2 separate regions of the Homo sapiens genome follow, and region 2 is linked to region 1. Evidence: chromatin contacts called from ENCODE Hi-C data. All regions are on one chromosome and are shown on one strand. Each heading gives the region's core, a stretch centred on a gene start or an enhancer-like site at or near the end of the contact. The rest is flanking DNA. Distances are from core to core; before and after follow the strand shown. Region 1 holds the start of ZNF197 (zinc finger protein 197). Region 2 holds the start of SELENOK (selenoprotein K).

Region 1 (3,548 bases), core at 321-2,820:
GCAACTGCGGTGGGCAAAATTAGTCCTAGAGTTGCAGCAACTTATCTCAGAAGCTATAGATAAAACTGGTTTTGGCTTATAATAAGCAGTTTCAGCAGTCAAGCTTACAGAGAATAACATTCCTGGAGCAATGTTGTGTACCCTGAGTGCTTCCCCCAGCTAATTTCTCGACTTTCTTTTATTAGGTATGACAAAAATGACCCAATTCTTATGATCAGCTTTCACATTTCTTAGCATTTACCACCACCTGACACATTTTTATATTTGTTTTCTGTTTATCCCACTAGAAATGTAAGCCCCATGAGAACAGAGACTTTACCTCTTTATCTATGTCCCTAGTGCCCAGAACAGTATTTGGCATATGGCAAGTACTCAGTAGTTGAATGAATGAATGAATCAAGGCTGAAGTTTAAGTATGTTGTTTAATGAATGCCAGGAGAGAACATAAAGAAATAAACAGAATAAGCCTGGCACGGTGGCTCACGCCTGTGATTCCAACACTTTAGAAGGCCAAGGTGGGGGTGGATCACCTGAGGTCAGGAGTTCAAGACCAGCCTGGCCAACATTGTGAAACCCCGTCTCTACTAAAAAAAAAAAAAAAAAAAAAAAATAGCCAGGCATGGTGGCACGTGCCTGTAATCCCAGCTGCTCAGGAGGCTGAGGCAGAAGAATCGCTTGAACCCGGGAGGTGGAGATTGCAGTGAGCCAAGATTGCGCCACTGCACTCCAGCCTGGGCAACAAGAGCAAAACTCCATCTCAAAAAAAAAAAAAAGACATAAACAGAATAACATGAACCTTGCTCATTGAATAAACATTCATCTACAACCTATATGGCTTCAGCTTTGTACTAGGTGCTAAATACATGGGATCCATGCAGACATGGCCTTTGCCCTTTTGGAGACTTGTTTCAGCCATAGTCCCATATAGGGGTGTCAGTTCCAGAAGTCCAAACTTAAGAGACTGAAGACCAAAGAGAGGATCAGAGTGCCAGTTTCCTTTATATACACCTGACTTTACCCAGGGCGATGGACAGCTAGAATAACCTCTTCTTTCAGGGGAGAGATGTCCCTACCATTTGCACATTACCTTGCACCATCAACTTGATTATTATTTAATATCATAGCTCCAATATGTCATCATGTGGGCAAGAGATACACCACAGTAAGCGAATTCACAAGAGGGTGATTTATAAGTCATGTTATTATTTATAGTGAGAATTGCATAAGTTCAAGAAGAGACCAGAAAAGTCACCTACCAGGTCATTCAGACGTGAAGGTCACTCCCTATCAACCTCAATTGAAATGCAAATCAAAATAGAAATGTCCAACTCTCTTAGGAGGCAACAGGCATCCTGAGACCCTGGGTCCTGTCTTTCATCTCTGCACCCTTCCGGTCTGAAACAGCGGCCAGTTCTTGTTCGATGTAAGGAACACTAGTACCCAAGGGCTCAGGAGTTCCGCCTCTCTTCCCCAGTTCTGGGAAAAGAAACGAACCATAGAGATGTGGCTTCCTAGAGATCCGGGATGAGGGGCGGGGTGCAACCGGAAGTCGCAGTATTCTCGGCTCGGCCATTATTCTGTGCCTCGGCTGCCGGAAGGGCTCGTTCCTGTGTCATCTCCTAGCGGCCTGGCGCCGAGGCGGCGGTACGCAAGGCTGGAGCCGCAGCGGGAGCCCCCGGTGAGCGGGGTGGGCTCGGGGGCGGGTGGGCGTGCAGGGAAGGCGGCCCGGGACGCGGGCCTGAGCTTGCTGGGACTGCACAGCCCTCGGTAGCCTCTCCCGGGCCCTGACCCCCGGCATGGTCCGTCGCCAGCTTCGTGTTGGGGTTCGACGTCGTGGCCTCGGCTGGGCAGGCAGCCGGCCCGAGGGAAGTACTGAGGACAGCAGCTCCGAGTCTGTGTGTGTTTGTGGACCGGTGCTCCTGTCTAACGGACTCTGCTGGCGCTTTGAGAAGAGCTGCCTCAGTAGCCTGCTCCCCCAGCTCAGGCCTTTCTGCTCTTCCTCAGTCTTGTCTGAGGCTAATCCACAGAAACATTCTGAGGTTTCCCTATTACCGGTGGCGCCCAGACTCTTGAGGACGGATTTTTTTGTTTGTTTGTTTTAAGGGGTGGAACGATTTTAGCTTTTTTAGTCTTTTAGTTTTGTAATATAATGGTATTTAAAAATCAAACTTGAAAAACTCAAACTTGAAACCACCCATACCAACATTACTTCAGGCAATACATTTTAACACAAAGTACTAAGACCGTAAACTCAGAATAAATGCTGGCCTTTGCGCGCGCGCGCGCACACACACACACACACACACACACACACACACACACTCATTGCCAACCTGTCAGCGACGATTGTTACTGGTTTTCTCTTTTTGCAGCTTACCAGATTAAAGCTTTGTCGTGGACTGGTGTTTGGAAACTGTTGTTTTAGAACAGTTTGGGTTGTTTGGGTTTCATAAGTTTCTTCGTAGATGGAATTGTTTTGGACTTCTGGAATTAGAATCCCTGAATTCAGAATTTGCTCCCATGTCTCAGTTAGCTAAGTGGCCTTGAGTGGATTCGCTCCTCTGATCCTTTTGTTTTTTTTAACTTCTGCTTTGAAAACCTTTTGTGAGAAGCTAATAAAATGTATGTTTAAGAATTTGTTATTTTTATGTTATTTGAAAATTATTCAAAATTCTTTTTAAAAATTCCTTTCCATCACCCCCAGATCAGTTACCAAGGACTACCAAGTTTTTCTCAATTGCCTTATCCCTACTTCGTTTAGAACTTAAGTCATGTGTTTAGACTATTAGAAAAACCTAACTGACCTTTCTTGATATCCAGCCCTCCCACCCCCACCATTTCTCACTAATAGAGTCCTGACACCACTTAAGACTCTCTTCATGCTCAGAGTGAAAAAGGTCTTTCTAATTGTGGTACAGTACCCAGAAGTCGTAAAAGATTGACTGCATGGCAAAAAACACTTTAAGCAAAGTCACATGGCATATATAGTCACAAAGACACTTGACAAACTGAGAAAAATTTGCAGCTGCCATTGTAAACAAAGGACTAATTTTCCTGTGATAAAAGTGTGTACAAATTAACAAGACCCAACACCTCAATGGAAACATGGGCAAAATATATGAATAGTTACTTTAAAAAATATACAAATGACTCTATATTAATTCGTTCAAAATGCAAGTCAAAAATTTGGCGAAGAGCACAAACTTTGAGAAACATATTGGTGAAAGTGAGGAAAGGCACTCCCATACAGCTGTTTCTGATGGGAGTATAAATTATAAATTGGTTCAATCCTAGTGAGGTCAAATTGGCAATATCAAAATTATACATGTATATACCTTTTAACTCAGCAATTCTGATTCAAGGAATTTTTCTTATATATGCCTACACACATCCAAACTGATGTATGCCCAAGATTATTCATGATTATATTGTTGGTAATAAGAAATGATTGAAAACTACCCAAACATTCCATCAGTGCTGGCATGAATAAATTATGATACATCTATGCATCCATAAAAATGCGGAGAGGGGCTGTGTATTGACAGGAA
Region 2 (3,308 bases), core at 454-2,953, 9.3 Mb after region 1:
TACAAAAGTTTAGAGGGTGGGTGACAGGCTTAGTTCTCTGCCTCTTACTAGCTCTGCTTCGTTGGCTGATGTGACATTTTCTTTCTCCAACAAAAAGTATTCCAGGGCTAGCCATCACATAAGATTTTTGGAAAAAAAAAAGTCATCTGACAGCAAGAGAAAGATTTTGTCAAGTGCTGATAATACAGTCCTAAGAAGGTGGATCTAATTGGAACCTGTCATTTCTTCCTCTGTGATTCTATCTTGCTTTTCCACTTTCCCTTTCTTAAGGCAGAATGTCCCTTCCACCAATATCCCCAGAGAGAAGTAAGGTGTTTGAATGCAGTTGTGTTTCTCAACTTTTAAAGTACGATAAAGAGTCCTAATCGGCTACTTATGTGGACCAAATGAAATAATGCGAACACAGTAAGACACAACAAATACAAGGAATTATTCAATAATTCATACAGAAGCTTCCAGCCTTAAGCTTATATCACAAAGGCTATAAAACAGGCTATAAAACAGACTAAAGTCTGAAAGCGCCCAAAACTAAGATGAAATTTTGATGCTTTTCTGTAGTGTCCATCAATCTACTTGTTTCAAAGATTTTTAAGTGGGAGATGAGAAGGGGAGATTTTTAAAAGTCAAGAAATGCAAAAGTGCAGTCAGCCAGAAGGCTCCTCACTGACTACCTTACTCGTCTCTGGAGAAAAACAGATGACTCAAATAGAACCAAGACCTAGTTCCAATGATCCACAACTCCTTGTTAAGACTGTACCAAAGAATTTCACCTGAGTCAAACAGGTGGGCAGGCAGCTCTAGCACTGATCTGACACAGTCATGTCCTTCCTTTCCGGTCATCTTCTTTGTGGGTTCGCAGAATTAAGTCTCTCGGATTCTCCATTCCGGTAATAATTAACTTGCTCCTAGGGGAAGATAGTACTTCTTCCCATGCCCCTTGAAATTCGAGCAAAAAATTCCATGTTTGACTAGCTACCCTTTCCTGGGGAAAAAGCCTATGCAAAGCTTTCATCTAATTATCATCCTAGGTCGGCTCGGTCTTTTTACACGTTGTAGACAGAGGCAGCATAACAGATAACAAGGACGCTGACGTCAGCCTACCTGTGATCGAATCCCGACTCAGCCATTAAGTTACCTCTGTGACTTAAATAGCCCAGGCAAGCTATTTAATCTATCTGAGCCTCAGAGTTTCCACCCGTAAAACAGGATTGAATGTGACGATAAGCAAATAACTGAAACACTGTCCAGGGCACAAGCGCTACGTGTACAGCGTCGGCATCATTGTCCTTACTAGTTTTAAGGATACCGACACCCGAGAGAGGAAAGACCACCCTCGCAAATCCACAATCAAGCGCTTGCTGCACGAAGGCGGGGTTGCAGGGCTCCCAGTACTCAACGTGAGGCCGGCGGGACCTCGGCCCCCGACTGCCGGCTCAGAGACCATCGGCTGACGCGCCGCAAGCCGAGGCGACTTCGGTCCAGCTCCGCCCGGCCGCGGGGCGCTAAGCCCGGGGAAGCCGCACCGGGCTCAAGACTCAGCGAGCGACGATGAAAGGAACCTGGAGTCCGATCTTACAAGTCACCGGTCGAAGCCACAGCCCGCTCTCAACTTACCGTTCGAGATGTAAACCATCTTGTCCCACTTCCCCGCTTCGGAGCCACCGGGCGCCTGGCCCCTGTCGGTTTCTGTATCTCCCTCTGCTCCCCGCCCTTCGAGCGTCACAGGCCGCGATTAGACAAAATGCTGACGAGGACGAAGGTGGGCAGAGCCCATTGGCTGCTGAAAGAGACGCGCCCCCGACGGGCGTTTTTGCATCGTCACATCTGCGACTTCTGGTTAGGCGGAGGCGGCCGAGCTGACAACCGGATATGACGTTAAGGACTGCCCTGTAGTGCCCGCGGTTGCCAGTCCTCTATCCGACTTGATCGTGCAGAGTTGGTTCGCACCGCCCAGTGAGGGGAAGCTGTTTTCTCGTCGATTGATAGGCTCCGGGTCTGGGTAGGAGAGGCTGCCCTGTATGAGGTAGCTTGAAGGGCCGCTGACAGGAGGAAACGCTTCCGAATTTTCCAGACGTGTTGACGTTTGAGGGTGCTGACTACACGTTAAGGAACTTTATTGTCACGCCTTTGGGAATATACTGCCAGGCTCTTCCTAGATATATTCATTCTCTTTAAAATGAGCATGTCTACCTGGGTTCACCAGAAACTAAGTTTTTCTTAGCCTTTTGTGAGGCAACTGAAAAATAAATTGAACTGTAGGCCCTTTCTCTGCTTGTTTCTTATTGATGGCGACTGCTTATGACCACTTTGGTGACAGACGAATTAGAAGACATGTCTTGGACATTCAGTAAATGTGGACCACATACCATGGATATTTACTCTGCTACAGCCAGTGGGCTGCCTCTGTTCCTTGAACGTGGCCATTTCATTCCCTTCTCAAGGCCTCTGCACTTAGCTATTCTTTCAGCGTGGAGACCTAATGGCTGCTTCCTTTGACTTCCCGCCCCCAGTTCTCAAGCCATGTGTCATCTCTTTGGAAAGATTCCTAATCACCTTCCAGAAAATGAAAATTACATGCTGAAAATCTATTTTGAGTTTAACAACTTTGGTTAAGATTTTATGTTCTAATACTTAGAACTGACAAAGATCTAATTTTATGTTGATTTTGGAGAGAGCATTTTCCCCAGAAAAGTTCATAATAGGACAAGACAACATCCTTCACCTCATTTGGGATTTGTGCAGCACAATCATAAAGGATCATTTCTGCAAAAATATTAGGGCAGGGCCGTTAATTTTCCCAAGGGCCTTTCTTAATCTAGACCATGCCACCATCATCTCTCACCTGCTCTACGCTAGTTTCCTTCTAAATGAAATCTCAGGTTCAGTCTTTTACCATCCTTAGGCAGTTTTACAAACTGTAGCAAGATCGATCTTAAAACGGAGATCATCTCGTTCCCTTGCCTAAAACCTTTTGGACACTAAAATTTAGTGACTTCCTATTGCTCTTAAAATCCAGTTCCTTGTCATGGCCTGCAGGCCCAAGGTGACTTGTCCTCTTGATTGCTCCTCTCACTGTACTTCCAGCCACATCTCCCCACCCAGATTATGCTCTGGCAACATTGTTGTTTTAGTTTATGAACACCCCCACCCAGATTATGCTCTGGCAACATTGTTGTTTTAGTTTGTGAACACCCCGGGTTTTACTGATACCTCCAGGACTCTGCCCATACTTGTCCCTCTACCTGGAACCCTCTTCCTCGGACTCCTTGCACATCCAGCTCATTTTATCCTTTAGCCCTCTGCTTAGT

What was found. Hi-C counts contacts between places; a loop is a spot of excess contacts on that map. Pooled maps may share reads with other maps.
Region 2: a loop to region 1 is called in a pooled map, with 4 times the contacts of the local background. The contact joins the promoter of SELENOK here to the promoter of ZNF197 in region 1. A Hi-C loop is called at or near these places in 3 of 50 pooled maps.

The regions. Positions count from the first base shown.
Region 1 is chr3:44,623,466-44,627,013 of GRCh38, forward strand. ZNF197 (zinc finger protein 197) reads left to right here and starts at 1,571. Exons shown (of 6, transcript NM_006991.5): 1 at 1,571-1,678. The region is part of intron 2 of ZNF660-ZNF197 (ZNF660-ZNF197 readthrough); the gene reads left to right. All of the region lies in intron 2 of ZKSCAN7-AS1 (ZKSCAN7 ZNF cluster antisense RNA 1), which reads right to left. It overlaps ZNF197-AS1 (ZNF197 antisense RNA 1), which reads right to left and starts at 1,332. Exons shown (of 2, transcript NR_046658.1): 1 at 1,257-1,332. RefSeq lists a silencer at 1,575-1,924 and an enhancer at 1,904-2,406.
Region 2 is chr3:53,890,156-53,893,463 of GRCh38, forward strand. It overlaps SELENOK (selenoprotein K), which reads right to left and starts at 1,704. Exons shown (of 5, transcript NM_021237.5): 1 at 1,615-1,704. The coding sequence starts at 1,633. RefSeq lists enhancers at 892-1,792, 1,683-1,982.